Linked DNA regions of Homo sapiens: region 2 is linked to region 1. Evidence: chromatin contacts called from ENCODE Hi-C or POLR2A ChIA-PET data. All regions are on one chromosome and are shown on one strand. Each heading gives the region's core, a stretch centred on a gene start or an enhancer-like site at or near the end of the contact. The rest is flanking DNA. Distances are from core to core; before and after follow the strand shown. Region 1 holds the start of PDSS2 (decaprenyl diphosphate synthase subunit 2). Region 2 holds the start of FIG4 (FIG4 phosphoinositide 5-phosphatase).

Region 1 (6,998 bases), core at 3,880-6,379:
AAATCTAGATGAACAAGAGTAACAATGAGCTAAATGCTCCTCTATTCCTAGTAACAGAATCATTATCTCACCAAACCTCAAGATTTTTAACCTCATTTCTCATTTAGTGTTAAAGAATATATGTCACATCTAGGCTGTTTTTCCCTTTTCTTGACAAGATGTCTTAGGTAAAGAGATCAGTGAATAGCAAATTATGGTGGTTTCCTTTTTTTTTTTCCTGCTGTTTGCTAACAAAGTCACCATTCACGTAAACTTTAGGGCTATTAGACATGATTCACCCCTAACATACCATGTAGCTTTATTCGAAAAGTAAATGGCTCCAGCCTGGGCAACAGAGCAAGACTCTGCCTCAAAAAAATAAAAATAAAAAAACAAAAAAAATACAGCTGCTTAATCCTTGATTTTAGTTATAATTTACAATAATCATTACCTGCTTAACCTCTGGATCAAATGCCTGCTCCTTTGCTGAAATAACTGTGTACAGTGTATATACAAATATATACAGATACATATCCACACCCCAAAAGTTTCTTCATTGGCTGTCTATGAGTTTAGGCTGTTTAAATAATTTGCAACACATTATTGTAGTAAATAGAATAAAATTATATGCAGATTAGCTCTTTCTTTTCTTACAAAATACAGCAACACATACATGCTAGGACAACTTTGCAAAAACTTACTTATTCTGTGCCTTTCCAGTTCTGTCACTGTACTATAGTACTACAAGGCAGGTTAGGCAACAATTAGGAAAGTTTCAGAACCATTAGTCTCACAAACTTTCATCTAGGATGCCTCTGGTGGCCTCTGAAGAGATCTTCTCCAAACCCTCATCTGATGCTATTGCAACTAAGTAGACGAACTACGGTTCTCAGAATATACACATTAATAAGGCTCTTTTTAGCTTCACCCTTTTCACTTCTGTGCTTTATGATGGACTACAATACTCATAATGCAATACTACAGCCCCTATCATTGACACTATCATTTCCATCAAACACAAAGAAACCTCCTTCTGGATTACCAAAAACTAAGAAATCTGGGCCAGGCGCAGTGGCTCATGCCTGTAATTCCAATACGTTGGGAGGCGGAGGTGGGCAGATCATGAGGGCAGGAGCTAGAGACCATCGTGGCCAACATGGTGAAACCCCTTCTCTACTAAAAATACAAAAATTAGCTGGGCGTGGTGGCACATGCCTGCAATCCCAGTTACTGGGGAGGCTGAGGCAGGAGAATTGCTTGAACCAGGGTGTCAGAGGTTGCAGTGAGCCGAGATCAGGCCACTGGGCACTCCAGCCTGGCGATAGAGCGAGACTCTGTCTCAAAAAAAAAAAAAAAAAAAAAAAAAAAAACTTAAGAAATCTCTTAGTTCTAGTGTTATGAGAACTAGGAGTAACCTGAACTCAGAAGTTGTTTATGAGAGTATAAACTGGTACATTCACTTTAGAAAGCATTCTAAAGATAAACATGTGCACATCCAACAATTACGCTCTTGTTTTTATATCCTCGTGACATGAACACCAAAAGATATGCAAACATATTTATAACAGCATTTTTCATAATATTAACAAATGCAACAACCCAAATGTTAATTACAAGATGACTGTGAGGCCCGGCGTGGTGGCTCACGCCTATAATCCCGGCACTTTGGGAGGCTGAGGTGGGCAGATCACGAGGTCAGGAGTTCAAGACTAGCCTGGCCAATATGGTGAAACCCTGTCCCTACTAAAAATACAAAAATTAGCCAGGCATGGTGGCGGGCGCCTATAATCCCAGGTACTTGGGGGGCTGAGGCAGGAGAATTACTTGAACCCGGGAGGTGGAAGCTGCAGTGAGCCGAGACTGTGCCACTGCACTCCAGCCTGGGCAACAAGAGTGAAACTCTGTCTGAAAATAAATAAACAAACAAAAGATGACTATGGTATATTCACACAACAGAATTTCACACACAGTAAAAACCTAATGAACTACAGTTAAACACACAACATGGATGAATCTCAGAAACCATGAATTTTAAAAAGGAAGTCACATAAGGTCATATGCAATAAACTATCATATTTGTACATTGCAAAGAAACCAGTAAAATGAAACATTATTATTTAGAAAAATAACAATGTAATTTTACTTATTTCATTTTATTTTGAGACAGGGTCTCTTGCCCAGACAGGTGTGCAGTGGCACAATCACGGCTCACAACAGCCTTGACCTCCCAGCTCAAGCAATCGCAATCCTCCCAAGCAGCTGGGACTACAGATGTGCATCCCCACGCCCAACTAATTTATTTTATTTTTTGTAGAGATAGGGTTTTGCTATGTTGCCCAGGCTGGTCTCGAACTCCTGGGCTCAAGCAATCTTTCTACTTTGCCTCCCAAAGTGCTGGGATCACAGACATGAGACACCACACCAGGACCCCTGGTAATTTTGAAAAGGAAAAGTGTTTAAAAACAGTTTAGTGGGAGTCAGGGAGATGGACTGAGGAGTACACATTTAGCTTCAACAGGACTGGTAAAGTTACAATTCTTAAGTTGGGTAATAGTAGGCTTATTCGTTTCATTAAGCTTTAAACATATGTGTATGTGTTTTGAGTGTGTATCATCTAGAATCTCTGGAAAACTAACATTCCAGCTAATCATAAGGTGACATTCCTGATAACTGGGAACGATGCCAAGGAATAAAATCACTTTATTATTACTATTTGATAACTTTTGTAGTAAGAAAATGACAGGTGCCTCGAAAAATTAAAGCAAGGGGTGGGTAAGGGAAGTGAGTGTGGCTAAAAAAGCAACATGAGGAATCCTTATAGTGCTGAATATGTTCTTTATCTTAACTGTATCAACATAAATACCCTGCTTATGATATTACACCATCGTTTCAAAAGATGTTACCATTGGGAGAAACAGGGTTAGGTGTATATTAGATTTGTGTTATTTCTTCCAACTGCATGTAAATCTAAAACTACTTCAAAATAGAAGTTTACTTTTAAAAACAACAATAGAAAAAGGTCCTTTTAGTCCTGGATTTCTCCACCTTGGCACTACTGACATTTTGCAGCACCTAATTATTTCTTGTGGGTCTGTCCTGGGAATTGAAGGGTAGCATCCCTGGCCTCTATCCACTAAATGCCAGTAATGTGCCTCCATTCGTGACAACCAAAAATGTCTCCATACATGCCAAATGTCCTCAGGGGGGGAAAATTGCCCCAGTTGAGAACCAGTGCTCTAGTCATAAAAGCCAAGAAGAGATATGAAAATGTTCCTAATTGAAGAAGATGAAAGAGATATAACAACTAAACGCAATACTTGATCCTGGACTGAATCCTGTCCTGGAGGGTAAAGAATGCTATAAAGAACATTATTAGGCCAATTAACAAAATTGAAATTAAATGGTAGATTAAATAAAAGTATTGTATCAATATTAAATATACCTAAGTTGGTAACTGTAGCGTACTTACGTAGGAGATTACTGCTATGCTTAGGAAATACATACTGAAGTATTTAGGGGAAAAGGATCGTGATGTATGCAATCTACCATCAAATGATTCAGAAAAAAATATATAGAAAGATATATACACGTGAATAGTATATATATCTGTGTGTATATGTATTTAATGTATATATTGACATATATAGACATATCTACGTAGCAGGTGGATCTGATTAAAGAGTATGCAAGTGTGTTCTTTGAACTATATTATTTTTGTAACTTCGCTGTATGTTTAAACTAATTACAATTCAGGTGTGGGGTTTAAGTGGAAGAAAAAAAAAAAACTTTTGGCCGGGCACGGTGGCTCACGCCTGTAATCCCAGCACTTTGGGAGGCCGAGGCGGGTGGATCACGAGGTCAGGAGATTGAGACGATCCTGGCTAACACGGTGAAACCCCGTATCTACTAAAAATACAAAAACAAAATTAGCCGGACGTGGTGGCGGGCACCTGTAGTCCCAGCTACTCCCGCCTGGGCGACAAAGCGAGACTCCGTCTCAAAAAAAAAAAAAAAAAAAACTTTTATAAATCCTAAAGGCAGGTTTCACAGCAGTAGTACAGCATAAGTGATAAACATCCCAAGAAGATAATGACTACTAACGGGATAAATTCCTACTTCAACCCCAAGACATTCGTTGGAAAGAATTATCTACCTTCAGCCTCTCTCTCTCTCCTTGCCTACTTTCTGGAGGTGACCCCCTGAACAGTGCGGGACAGAAAATTAATCTATCCCATTAAAAAAAAAAAAAATTTCTAGGAAGTGACTCAATAAACCTACATCTCCGCTCGATTTCTCCACAAATCACTGAGGCATCTTCATCCTCAACAATTAAGAAGCAAAATCGAGGAAAGCATACAAGTGTTTCAAAGAAAACCACTTATGCACTCAGCTGAGCAAGAACGTTAAGTGGACTAGAGAAGAGACAACACGGAATGTCTAGGAGGAGTGAGTAAAAAGGAAGGACTAAAAAGAGATAAATCAGGAGCCAGTCTGAGAGAGCTAGAATGCGTATGCCCGCCAGAAAAAAAAGTATTCCAATGAGTGCGAGTGTGTCAGCGGGAGAGGGGTAGCTCACCTGGCTGTGGTAAGCAGAGGGTGCTGAGTGCCCACCAGCTTCCGCACCTGCATAGCGATGTTGCTGAGCTCGTCGCTCAGCAGGCAGCGAAGGCTCATGAAGGACGTGGGGTACCCCACGATCTTCTCCGCCTCTGACACTACCTGATTCCAGTGGGCCGGGGACTTGGAGGACCGACCACGCCAAGAGCCCACCGAGGAGATGGTGTCGAGGGACGGGGACCACCACAGGCGACGCGGGGAACCCGAGGCTCCAAGATAACGTGGCAAGTGCAACAGCAGCTGCCGAAAGTTCATGGTTTGAGTCTGGAAGGGTCTGGGACCTGGGGGTATCCAGAAGTGCCGCGGGAAACAAACCAGGGGCAGAGGAGGAACTTACAGTAACTAAAAGGAAGCGGCAATTCTTGACCCTCAGAGTAAGGTGGCTTCCTGGAGCAGTGACCAGAAACGAACTTTAACTGCTGCTTTCTGCAGCCCAGGCTGGGCAAACAACAGTCCCAGCTCAGCACTGCCCCCGGCCACCCGGGGTAGAAACCACAGCCACTGCCTATGTGGAGGACGCCATATTGGAGGCATGGAATGCGGCCTGCCGTAAAGACAGAGGCGGGTTGTTAAGTATACTCTCTACTTTACGGCGTACCCGAGAACGCCCCCGCAGGGGCGGTGCTTTGGAGGTGAACCCGGGTTGGGAGGTTCAGCTCCTCCCACCCCGCCGCTCTGGGCCAGCAAAGGTCGTCAGTGACAGGGATCAGTTGTGGGCGGCGAGTGGTCCCTCTGCACACGGTATCTGGGCCGAGTCTGGATTCATTAGAGTCCCCGGCGCCCAGCACTGAGTGGCATGCATAAGTATTGGTGTCACGAACAACGGTCAGCCCCCGGCTTGCCCGCAAGGAAGGGCGTCGGGCGGAGGCACCAGTTCCTCCCGGAAGCTTTTTGTCGCTATCGCCACCAGCCCCTGGCAGTGGCAGTGGCCGTGGCCGGGCGTGAAGGCGGCCTCTCGGGCTGCATGCCTCCTGGAGCTGGGGCCACGTCTCAGTGGTGGAACGCCTAGTCGGGGCGTGGGGCTGAGCCCTCGTGTCCTCAGGGCCCAACCAGACATAAGGCAGCGTGGTGCGGCGGAAAGGGGTCCCAAGGAAAGTCCTCGGATCCAACTTCGAATTACCGGCCTCCTCGCTGAGCCTTGGGAGAAACAGCGGTGCCTCCTTCCCGCGGGTGCGGAGAGGAAGAATGAAACGTTGCCTACTCCCTGCCTCTTATCTTCCTCTTTATGCCTAGCCTGGAGCTCAACTCCAGGATTGAAGACTATCGCTGACCGGAGTGCTTTTCACGTACTAGTTCATGTATTACTTTATTTAATCCTCAGAACAACCTCATTAAGTAGATAATATTAGTATTCTCCGTGTTTTGTATGAGGAAACTAAGGTGCAGTCGAGTCGCGTAAGTTCCCTAAGACCACACTAGACAGGGATGTGAGCCCAGACAATCTGGTTTCAGAATCCGTATTCTAACCGAAAGATTACACCGTCTAAATAATAGGCTCCCATCCACTCTTTTCTCCTTATTGCTGAGAGGAAACAGTCAATATGATTATCTTTTAAGTAATGCTACCTATTTTTTTTTCAAATGTGCCTAAGATCTTACCTCCTTTCTTATCACCTAAAACAGGTGTTAACCGTTCTTAATAAAGGATATATTATCCATTTTTTACACTCTTAAAAATAGCTTATAAAACTCTCTAAAACTTTCAAAATCCTTCCAAATTCATGGTATTTTATTTTTATTTTTTATTTATTTTTTGAGATGGGTCTTGCTCTGTCACCCAAGCTGGAGTACAGCGGCGCGATTTCAGCTCACTGCAACCTCCGCCTCCCAGTTTCAAGCAATTCTTGTGCCTCAGCCTCCCAAGTGGCTGGGACTACAGGCGCCTGCCACCACGCCCGGCTAACTTTTGTATTTTTAGTAGAGACTGGGTTTCACCATGTTGACCAGGCTGGTCTCAAACTCCTGACCTCGAGTGATCCGCCCACTTCGGCTTCCCAAAGTGCTGGGATTACAGGTGTGAGCTACCAGCTACCATGCCCAGCCTGTCAGTATTTTTTAAATGAGCATCATGCATAATACTGTACCAGCCTCTTGAGCTACAAATAAAGATTGGGACTTAAAGAGTAGTTGTTCACTTTGCAAAACAAGATGATTTTCTCTACAAAAGATTTAGCTTCATACTCTCCCTTTGGCAAGTTTTCCTTGTGATTTAAATTTTTTATTTACAAAAATTCAGTTTAGGTGTAACTTTTCAGGGGCACATTTTATTTAACATGAATTGTGATTATAAGTATCAAACACAGTCTATGCCCTTAAAGTAAGTAAGCTGAAGTTTGAAAATAATTCCTGTGAAAGAGATAAACTCTTGGCAACAAAATTCAGGTCTGTTAGGAGATGAAAAT
Region 2 (6,209 bases), core at 211-2,710, 2.2 Mb after region 1:
AAAACACTGTGCAAACATTTAACTAATATTCAGAAGAGTTGGTTTCATTATGAAACAGAACACAGCTAACTATTTTTCCCAGTTAAAAGATCCAAGTCCAAAATGCCAGAACGGACACGGCCATCCTTCTAGTTCTTAATAAAAGGAGTACCAAACTACAGGGGGAAAGAAGCGCAAAATAACATAGACTTAAGTATTTCTTTACAATTTTTGTAATTTCTCAAATTTTAATTTACAATATGATCTTTGGTATTACATGAATGTTATCTGGGTATGCTATAATTCTATAATTTTTTTTTAAAGTTTCCTTACACTTAGCAGTTGAGAAGCCCTCTAGCAGAGGTTTCTGAGGTTTAGAGGTTTCCTGGGAAACCTAGAATTGCCGCCTAAGATAGGATAGCTGCCTCTCCCCTACATCTTATACTCTTGCAGTAGGTGTTCAGTAAATATTTGTGGAATAAATACTTCAGTCGTTGAAAGGAGACGTGGTTTTAAAAAGTGGATTTACAAAGAGACCGTTTTGCAAGAAAAGAAGCTGGTCTGGGGGTCCCCGCAGGAGGCGGGGTTCCGTGCAACAGATACCAAGATGCCTCCAGGGCGGACCACGACCCAGCGGGCCGCCGGAAGGCTCCTTACCTGGCCGCAGCCGGACCCTCCTCAGGGAAGCAACTGCCTCCAGGGACTCCGCGGGGCTGTCGGGCGGTTGCCGGGGAGACCTCTGGCCGCCACGCACCTGCTGCTTGGTGGGGCGGGGCCTCGAGAGGCGGGGCTGTAGTTCTTTGTCATTTCTTTTCCAATTCGAAATAGTCACTTTTGTACCTAATTTGGCATTTATAATTATAATACACTCATTTTCACAACTATGGAAGAGAGGGTACGCGCATGCCCATTTATGTCGCACACATGAAATGAAGAAACCTCATTTCAAGCGCGGCTCCGCCACACTGCGCTAGTCTCTGTCGACAACTTCAAGTGGCTAGCCTCACGCACAAACGTGTGGCAAAGCCACACTTTCCAGCTTTAGGTGATTTTAAAACAATTTCTTGGGCCACACAGCGTAGGTACAACATGGATTAGAGGTGAGGGGAAAACTGACACTCAGTGAAGGACCGTCAGAGGGCCGGCTTCCAGGAAAATGGGCCGCAGCAGGCAGGGAAAACACAAGGATCTATCCTGCAACTCGGAGAACCCTTTTCAAAAGAAGCTACCCAATCCCAAACCTTCCGCTTTTTTCCAAAGAGAGGGAGGAGATAAATAGACTCAATTAATCCGTCGACTTTTTCTCCGCCCATGTTTTCCTCCAATCCTTACCAAAGATGGTGCCCTTCGCTTCCTCTCTCGGCAGCACGCAGGTCCCGGGAGCCTCTACCCGACCTCTCTATGATACGTCCTCCAGCCCCGCTCCCGACGTGAGGGGCGGGGCTTGCCTGGAGGCGGGGCGCAGGGATCCGGAAACACCTGATCATCTATAGGTTTAGTGCCTAATGGGTGTTGTTCCTGGCTGGACTTGATGTCCAGGGCCTGAGGGGTTTTCTCGCCGAGTCTCCTGGGGCGGTCCGGAGGCTCGTGCCCTGTTGTGGGGCCCCCATTTGCCGCCGCCATGCCCACGGCCGCCGCCCCCATCATCAGCTCGGTCCAGAAGCTGGTTCTGTATGAGACTAGAGCTGTGAGTACCCCCTCGCGGCGGGGCGCAGGCGGGAGGATGGATGTCTGCCGGTGGGTGTGGGGCCGTAGGACAGAGGCTGTACTCTGCCTCCTCCTCCTTCCTCTCCAGTTCCCAAATCCCTGTCAAACACAGCCTTGGGGTAAGCTAGCTCCCTTGAGCTGTGCCTGGGCGCCTTTCCCCTATTTTGGTACCCTGGACATTGCAGCATTTGCAGGTCCACTTACAAGCCATGGCTGGAACACGCTGGAAACAGGTGCTTGTGGTACCTCAGGAACTGTTCATGAGGTTCTCTGTACGAGTTACTGGATTCTTTTCAGCTTTCAGAAAGTCTGTTAAAGTTCTAGAGTTCACAAGTTACAGTACAGGCAGGGGTATGAAAAAAATTTGAACTATGACTTGTAACTTATTTTTTCCTATTCCATGGTATACCATCACTGCGATTCATGTGAATTACACTTCTATTGGTGAACTTTTTGGTTCTCTTTTTTTCTTATTTGAAAGGAAAGGAAAACTTACTTTGTTTAAAGACAGATAATTTGTTTGGATAACATCTTGCTTTTCACTTGACTTTTTTCAACATAACATTTACTTTTAAAATTTTATTACTTTGAATGGCCATGTAAATAGTGAATAAGCAGATCAGTTTGTATTTCGATTACCAGTTCCTCAATTAAGGGAGAATGGTGTTTATATAACTTCATACTTGGTCCTTTCTGTGGGTGGAAAGCAAAGTTGGTACAGTATAGCTCTTCTAAATTGGGGTGCCACAGTGATATTAGGGACTGTGTTTAATATTACCCATTTCATGCTAACAAGATTGCATATGCCAGATATTTTCATAATGCTCTTCACTATGTTATAGAGTGCTTTATAAACTGTTTCTCTGAAACTTGGGTTGTCTCCATTAGAGGAGTATGAGAAGGCATTTAACAGTTTCTCAGTTATAACGTAGTCCTAATAGCACAATAACCTCTCCCTCAGGTTAACATGAGTAGAGAATTGTGGACCTTAAATTAATTTTGCTGACAACTTTGATTAGATCTAGAGCAGAAAATGACATTATCAAATATACTGTATTTGCAAGTATTTTCAGTTCTCTAATGAGACCCATAAAGAAGTATCATTTGTCATTGAAATGAAACCTATTTTCTGTAAAATATGCTGCTAAATTTCCCTCATTAGAAACATAAATAACTTTTTTTTTTTTCCCTTTGAGACAGAGTCTTGCTCTGTCACCCAGGCCGGAGTGCAGTGGTGCTATCTCGGCTCACTCACTGCAACCTCTGCTTCCCAGGTTCAAGAAGTTCTCGCACCCCAGCCTCCCAAGTAGCTAGGATTACAGGAATGTGACACCATGACCGGCTAATTCTTGTGTTTTTAATAAAAGACAGGGATTCTCCATGTTGGCCAGGCTGGTCTAAAACTCCTGGCTTCAGCCTCCCAAAGTGTTGGGATTACAGGCATGAGCCACCGCATCTGGCCGTAAATAAAACACAAATTTCAGCCCATTAAAAAGCTGATCACTCATGAGGACTGCGTGAGATATTAGTGTTCAGAAAGCACAATTCATATTATAGGGCTCTTCTGCTCAGAAATCTTCAGTGGTCCCAATTCTGAAGCAAGTAAACTCTGAATCCCTTAGTTGGCATTCAAAGCCATGTATTATTTGTCCTCAACTTGTCTATCTAGTTTTACATCTAATTTAATATCAATTAATGAAACATTTATTGAGGATCAACCATGTGCCTTCATATGCCTTATTCTGCAGTAAAACTGTATTGCTTTCAGTTCCCTATATCTGCCCTGTGTTTTTCTGCTGTTCTCTATTCTCTTAATGCCACACCCCCTCTTTTCCTGTCAAAACCTTGCTGATCCTCACAGCACATATCTGGTCATGCCTTGCAAACAGTAGTCTCTCAATAGATGTGGATTAAGGAGCTCTAACACAAAGAGATAGAGGTGTGTTCCAGAACTCAGCTGTGACCCCTCTCAACTGCCTAAGTAATGGAAACTAACTCTGGCCAGCTTAGAGACAAAAGGTAAATTTATCAGAGGGATGCTAGGGGAGCCATTGCATGGTATCCAGCTTCTGGAAAAGCAGGAAAGAGATAACAGGTTTGAGAACCCTCTCAGAGTACTGCCAAAAACAGTGTAGGTGCTGGGAGAAAAAATCTGATCGACTCAACTATGATTGGTTATCATCCCCTGAGTGGACAAATCATTCATGGCCAGGGGGGGTCTGGCAGGAATGATTTAGCTGTGGAATCAGGATCCTCTTTGTTTCAGCAAATGGTTGGGGCTGGGCAACCACCCTTGAAAATGTCTGCTGCATTGAATCACTGAGTCTCGGTTTTGTTAAATAATTTTTTTTTTTTGGTTAAAGATATAAGCAGAAAGGTTTTGTTTTGTTTTGTTTTGTTTTTACTAATAAGCTCAAAGTATAAATAAATAAGAAAAAGGCATAAAATTACAGGCAACTGGATAAATGCTATGAATTAAAAAAACAAAAACTGTAGTAGGTTGTAATAATGAGGATAATAGCTCAAAATATTCTACATATATTTTATTATTTAATCCTCATAAGACCTCTAAGAGATCATGCTGTTAATTCTACTACTATATATATTATTTAGTAAAGAAAAAAAATGAGGCAAAGATAATTTAAGGCAGTTACTTAACCCATTTATGCCAGAGGTTGCAAATTTTTTTGTGTGAAAAATCAGACCTTTGCGATGACCTTGAGCAGTAGGATATAAATAACTCCCACAAGCTTAGCGTTCCAATAACGGAACACTAGGCATAAGGTGTGGTGCAGGTGCTAAGAATGTATACTGGGGAAAGGACAGTCTCTTCAATAAATGGTGTTGAGAAAACTGGATATCCATGTGCAGAATGAAATAAGGCCCTTCTCTCTTGCCATATCCACAGATCAACTTAAAATGGATTAAAGGCTTAAGTGCAAGACCCAAAACTGTAAAACTACCAGAAGAAAACATAGGGGAAATGCTTCAGGATATTGGTCTAGGCAAAGATTTTATGAGTAAGACTTTAAAAGCACAGGGAACAAACCCAAAAATAGACAAATGGGACTATATCAAGCTGAATAGCTTCTGCACAGCAAAAGAAACAATCAACAGAGTGAAGAGGCAACCTATAGAATGGAGAAAATATTTGCAAACTCTTCATCCAAGAAGGGACTAATATCCAGAATATATGAGGAATTCAACAACTCAACAGCAAATACCCCCAGATAATCCAATTAAAAATGGGCAAGGATCTGAGTAGACATTTCTCAAAAGAAGATATACAAATGGCCAACAGGTATATGAAAAATTACTCAAGGTCACTAATTATCAGGGAAATGCAAATTAAAACCACAGTGAGATATCATGTCACCTCAGTTAAAATGGCTATTTTCAAAAGGACAAAAATTATCAAATGCTGGTGAGGATATGGAGAAAGGGAATTCTTATATAGTATTGGTGGTAATGTAAATTAGTATAGCCATTATAGAAAACAGTATGGAGGTTCCTCAAAAAACTAAAAATCCGGCAGTCCCACTACTGGGTGTGTATATGAGGGGATTTCAAAAAGTTCATGGGAAAATGGAATTAAAAGATAAAAATAACAAATGTAAACTTTATTTCTCAAGCTAACTTCCGTCAAGGTCAAGACATTTTTGTAACTAATGATACCAGCCATTTAATTCATCCACAAAGAACCGAGGGTCCTGGGAATTTAACCATATTGGTGCAGTCTTTTTTACTCTGTTAACTAAAGAAAAATGGGTGCCCTTTAAGGATTCTTTTTAAGATGAGGAAACAAAAAGAAGTCAGAAGGAGCAAAATTGGAACTGTAAGGCAGATGCCTAATTATTTTCCATTGAAACTCTTGCAGAATTCCCATGTTTGATGAGAGGAATGAGCAGCAGCATTGTTGTGGTGGAGAAGGACTCTGTGATGGAGCTTCCTGGGTATTTTTCTGCTAAAGTGTTGGCTGACTCTCTCAAAACACTCTCATAATAAGCAGATACTGTTCTTTAGCTTTCCAGAAAGTCAACGAGCAAAATGCAGTGAATACACACACACACACACACACAGACACACACACACACACACACACAATGTTGCCATGACCTTTCCTCTTGGCCCGTCTGCTTTGCTTTAATTGGACCACTGCCACCTGTTGGTAGCCATTGCTTTGGTTGTGCTTTGACTTTAGGATCATACTGGTAACGCCATATTTAATACAGTTCTTTGAAGAAATGCTTCAGGATCTTGATCTCACTTGTTTAAAATTTCTATAGAAGGCTCTGCTCTTGTCTGCAGCTGATCTGGGTGAAACAGCGTTGGGAGCCATCAAGTGGAAAGTTTGCTCAACTTTAAATTTTCAGGCAGAATTGTGTAAGTTGTACCAATTGAGATGTCTATGGTGTTGGCTCTTATTTCTGCTGTTAATCATCTGTTCTCTTTAATCAGGGAACAAACAAGTGAATTTTTTTCCTGAAAAATTTACATGGGTGGTCTGCTGCTGTGGGCTTTAT

The links. Hi-C counts contacts between places; a loop is a spot of excess contacts on that map. ChIA-PET counts read pairs that join two places held with the same protein, here RNA polymerase II (POLR2A). Pooled maps may share reads with other maps.
Region 2: a map of CD4-positive, alpha-beta memory T cell shows a loop between it and region 1 (21-fold over the local background). The contact joins the promoter of FIG4 here to the promoter of PDSS2 in region 1. A Hi-C loop is called at or near these places in 1 of 168 maps with a recorded cell type or tissue (CD4-positive, alpha-beta memory T cell), 1 of 37 single-sample maps with no recorded cell type and 9 of 50 pooled maps. POLR2A ChIA-PET finds 5 or more read pairs at or near these places in 1 of 52 experiments (CD4-positive, alpha-beta T cell).

Annotation. Positions count from the first base shown.
Region 1 is chr6:107,454,435-107,461,432 of GRCh38, forward strand. PDSS2 (decaprenyl diphosphate synthase subunit 2) reads right to left here and starts at 5,130. Exons shown (of 8, transcript NM_020381.4): 1 at 4,556-5,130. The coding sequence starts at 4,851. RefSeq lists enhancers at 5,001-5,450, 5,171-6,092.
Region 2 is chr6:109,689,836-109,696,044 of GRCh38, forward strand. It overlaps FIG4 (FIG4 phosphoinositide 5-phosphatase), which reads left to right and starts at 1,461. Exons shown (of 23, transcript NM_014845.6): 1 at 1,461-1,666. The coding sequence starts at 1,601. It overlaps AK9 (adenylate kinase 9), which reads right to left and starts at 1,367. Exons shown (of 41, transcript NM_001145128.3): 1 at 1,312-1,367. RefSeq lists an enhancer at 945-1,414.